2 separate regions of the Homo sapiens genome follow, and region 2 is linked to region 1. A link is a loop called in an ENCODE intact Hi-C map of the cell type or tissue named here. Cell type or tissue: IMR-90. All regions are shown on one strand.

Region 1 (2,500 bases):
AAACCATAATTCTATTTATATGACTGGATCAGATTAAATTCCTTTTAGATTGCCCTCTATGTGTTTTGCTTTCTCATGGCCGCTGGCAGATAATTATTACCTCTGTAAACATTTCCTTCAAGTCTCAATTTCAAGTCTCAGGAAAGTTATCGCTGACCCCTTCAGGCTAATTTAGGTATCCTACTGTTCACTCGCACAGCACCCAGGACTTTCTGAATGTTTATGTAAGTCCTTAGTGTCTATATGCTCCATGAACGAGGGGTTGCTGTCATCTAATTTACTGTCATATCTGTAGTGACAGCACAGTGCTTGACGCATGGTCAATACCCAATTATTAACATTCAAAAGGGTTTATTCAAAATAAGAAATGAAAACCGAGGCAGATTTCCATCCCTTTTGGGTGAAGTGGCATGGCACTGTGGGTCACACAGCACACCTGGCCATTGCTTGAGTCCAGGGATGCTGTGCTTAGGTGTGGGCTGCAAGATCACTGCACAAAGAATATTCTAATACAGGATTTCTATAAGAAATACATTAAAGTGTGAATAAAGACAAATAATCACCTAATAATTAACAAAATATAATTCATAAAAGTTAATACTTAGTGTTTCTCCTAGAAAATTTCTATAAAATTATCACCTACTTCCATTATTGAAACCATTTTTAGTTTCATAAAGGTGAATGTTTGAAAAAAAATGTTGTTGATTGAGTGGAAATTATATAATTAAAACCGTATGCTTGATCCAAATGCTACTTTAGGAATCTCAGTCACATGTCTGTGACAATATCATGTAGTTATTAAGAATGTGTGAGATAGCTGTTGTAAAACCATATGAGGATCAATTTTAAACCCATCATTTATGGTATGAATTTAAGTTATTTACTTAATTTCTGAAAGCTATTTTATAATTTATAAAATGAAGATAATAATGCCTAACTCAGTAGGTGGTTATGATCATTAAAGGGTACAATTACAAAAATGTCAAGGGTATTGTAATTACTCAGTGAGCAACATTAGCTATTGTTGCTAGGTACAACTACTACAGCGAGTTTATCAGCTTTTGCCTTTGTGGTGCACTGCCACCACCTGCTGGCAAAATTACTCAATAGCAGATTGAACTAGAGGTGATTATATCTTTAATGCAGAAAATGGAAAAAAGATTTAGCTTGATAATAAATACTATCAAATATATTAAGAATAAAAAGTAGAAAAATCATCAATTAGTATCTGATAAAATTATTGATTTATGAAAAATGATTTTTCTGAATATACATGGCAATGCAGGTATTAGGTAAAGTTCCCTGTGTTCTGCAGATACAGATCTTTATTCAAGTTTTCTATCTGAAACACTACCTCAATAACTTGTCTCTAAAGTTCTAAAGTCATGTTAACTTGGGAATGAATAACATCACATTATATGAGAATTTCTACAGCAATTTGAGATAATGGTATATAGCTGTAAAATTAAAAATGCCAGAATATTTTTATTCCTGCTTTGTTATGTGAATTCTGGGGTCCCATATTTAAGGAGCTGATAGGTCACATTTTTATTGGTTTCAAAACAAACATGTCTAGAGTTCAGAAACTCACGATACGTAATTTGATGATACTTACTGTGGGCCTGCTGTAAGTCAGACACACCACTTAGGGTCTTCACACCAAATTTTCTGGTTTCTCATAAAAACTCAAAATGTCAGCTTGGCATTCTAAAATCCTTAAGTAAAGACAAAAAGATATAAACAGCATTTACAATTATTCATAAATGTGCCACTCAGAAAAAAAAATTCAATGATTTTTAAAACTGACAATTATAACTTCAGTGATAGAGAAAATGTGTTTTAACAAGTCATTTTGGTTCATACATTTTTCGATTTTTAGAAAGTATTTTTAGCAATCCTCAATTATATTTGTTATGAATTTCTATTAAAAAGTACTTGTGTATCTAATTTAAGAAAAATGGAAAATTTTACCATGAAGTGCTCATATTTATAGGTACCAGAAACTCTCTATATGCCTGAGAGACCTTCTAAAGCAAATTATCGTATTTTAGATATGTTCATCAACATGAAATGTTAGATAAAGGATTTGAAAAAAAAAAGAAATGACATTTAAACTTGTCAATGTTCACCAATATTTCTTAACTCACTTTGATACAATTATTTGTATATATACTATAGATATTTATTGGATTTAGTGACACTGTTATTGGTTTAAAATTATTTTAAAAATCATGTTGGTAAACACAAACATTATATTTTGTCAATTGAATATAACTCCAGAAAAATTTGAAGACACACAAATGCATATGTGCATAAAACTCAACTTTAGTTAAAGATTTGATCAACATTCTTACTTGCTAATTAGCTATTTTATGACAATTGTGTTTGGTGCTGAAACTATCCCCGTATCATAATAATTCTCTGTCATATGTTATTCTAAGTTAACAAATTCTGGACCTGAAAAACATACTCTTCTATCAGTTCTGTCAGCTCAATTTAT
Region 2 (2,500 bases), 340 kb before region 1:
GAGCCATTATTCAGTGCACCACACACCCATATAAGAGAACATGGTGATATGCTTCAGAATTTAATATTCTTATAGAATGGTTTATGATTAATGACTGTCATTAGCAGTCTGGATTGTAGTTAGTGAAAATGGTTAATTCTTCTCATGGTGTTATAAACCTTATTCAACCTGACTGTAATCCATCTGTGTTGCTAAAAAAATTTCAACTCAGCTAACTCATTTTGAATGTAAAATATTATTATGATTTTGCACATCAATGTACTCAGCATTTATTCAGTTGGATGACTACATTGTATGTTAGGCATTTGGTAAGGAATGTAGATACAACGATGAATAAAAAGTGATGTCTGTCAAAGATGAACAAGAAGAAACTGTGGGGCAGATAATGTAAACTGTTACAATGTAAAGAAAATCAAAATAGTGTGAAGGAACAGAAAAAGAAAGCATCTTGATAAGAAATACTGGTAAAGACTTCACAGATAAATTAGCAATTCATTTTTATTTTTTTTAAATGGTAAGGATTTTCACCAGTGGTGATACAGAGGGGAGAGATAAAAGGCATTCTAAGAAATTAGAACAATTTGTGAAAAGATGTAGGGCAGAAAACATGTGGTTGAAACAATATTTGCAGGTAGACGAAAGTAAAGCCTGGATGATGTAAATGACCAGACCTTATGGCTTAAAAAACAGGTTAGGATCTGATTTTGAAAAATTTTAATGCCATGCCAAAGAATTGGAGCTCAGCTCAACCATAAAGTGAAGCCACTAAAGAATTCTAAAATGGGATGTGGGTTCTTAGAGATGTGATTTGAGTCTACTATACTGCAGACACTGTTCTAGGTGCTGGGATACAGCATAGAGCCTATACTCTAAGGGCCAGTTAGCAGTCCATTCGTGTGTTCTAGTCTTTTAACTTGATCACTACTTGGTTTTGATCACTTAATACTCCCAATATAAAATATTACATATATAGTGAATATATATGGGTCTATGTGTACACACATACATATTTATAATACTGAATAAGATGAGGGCGCTTTTCATTCTTATGTGTATCTGAAGTGGAGGAATGTAAATTTCTCAGTGGAATTTACCTTTTCCTTTATCCAGAAGGGGGCAGCACATCCCTTGTGTAAGAAGATAACGCTAGCTTTCTCCAGAATGTCTGCATAAGCCAGTTTTTTAAAAATGAGAACCTGAATTTTACCGTGTTTCTTGTCAGCTTAGAAAAAAATTCTTAGTAAAAGTTGCCCACTTAGAAGTACATGAATTCCTTCAGATCAGGGACCGTCTAATCTTACAGTAATTCACGTTCATTTCCCTCTCTGGGTGCCTGATGGAAAATTAAATTCCCCTCCATTCCAGACTCCATGACAACTTTCTTGTGGCTCAATCCTCCACATGGACTTCCTGAGACACTTCGCATATTGATATATATTTTTTCTTTTTTGCTCCAATTCACCTTCACTTATATTAAACCAGCATACAAAGCCATTTGGATATAAACGAATCATAAGACTCAGAAGGCTTTTCTCCTATCTTGCCTTGATTGATACAAAATCATGGACCAAGGCATGACTTTTTCTATCAGTTCTCATCATGCTCTCATTCTTCACGAACTTATAAAATAAAATTGAAGAGATTCTAGATGGCAGTACTAAATGTCTACATTTGCCTTCATGTAAATCAACAACTAAACCACTTATAAACATATGTGTCTTTAAGCTTTGCTTTCAGAATTCCTCCTGGCTTCCCTTTGCACACTGTACGTCAGTTATTCAGGCCATTCAAACTCCTGTCCAATGTGTCCTTGAAATGTTGTGTGACTGATAACATGCCTCTACCTTTTCCTGTCTCACATGGAGCTCATTAGTAGTAGTCCCCAGTGTCTATTGTTGACATCTTCATGTCCACGAGTACCGTTCATTTAACTCCCACTTATAAGTGAGAACATGCGGGATTTGGTCTTCTGTTCTTGTGTTAATTCACTTAGAATAATGGCCTCCAGCTGCATCCATGTTTCTGCAAAGGACATGATTTCATTTTTTATGGCTGCATAGTATTCCATGTTGTATAGGACATGATATCATTCTTTTTTATGGCTGCATAGAATTCCATGATGTATATGAACCACACTTCCTTTATCCAATCCACTGTTGATGGGCACCTAGGCTGATTCTGTCTTTGCTATTGTGAATAGTGCTGCAACGAATATGTAAGTGCATGTATCTTTTTGGTAGAACAATTTATTTTCTTTTGGATGTATATCCAGTAATGGGATTGCTGGGTCAAGTGATATTTCTAAGTTCTTTGAGAAATCTCCAAACTGCTTTCCACAGTGGCCGAACTAATTTACACTCCTATCAACAGTGTATAAGCATTCCCCTTTTGCCACAGACTCACCAGCCTCTGTTGCTTTTAGATTTTTTAATAATTGGCATTCTGACTCATGTGAAATGATATCTCACTGGAATTTTGATTTCATTTCTCTGATGATTAG

What was found. A loop is a pair of places that touch in the nucleus more often than their neighbours do. Peaks named below come from ENCODE experiments on the same cell type or tissue, not always from the same donor. Only the 100,000 strongest peaks of a DNase experiment are listed, where the experiment ranks them.
Region 2: it touches region 1 in a loop (8-fold over the local background); 48 of 110 quality-filtered maps call a loop at or near these places.

What each region holds. Positions count from the first base shown.
Region 1 is chr2:187,498,721-187,501,220 of GRCh38, reverse strand. All of the region lies in intron 2 of TFPI (tissue factor pathway inhibitor), which reads left to right. CALCRL-AS1 (CALCRL and TFPI antisense RNA 1) reads right to left here. Exons shown (of 6, transcript NR_187179.1): 3 at 1,616-1,715. Among named protein-coding and RNA genes, the nearest start is that of CALCRL, 52 kb to the right of the region's middle. In IMR-90, CTCF peaks have their summits at 158 (motif pointing left) and 1,083 (motif pointing left); DNase peaks (open chromatin) are centred at 60 and 1,060; H3K27ac peaks cover 210 bases.
Region 2 is chr2:187,842,044-187,844,543 of GRCh38, reverse strand. No RefSeq gene overlaps it. Among named protein-coding and RNA genes, the nearest start is that of TFPI, 290 kb to the right of the region's middle. In IMR-90, a CTCF peak has its summit at 1,118 (motif pointing right); a DNase peak (open chromatin) is centred at 1,133.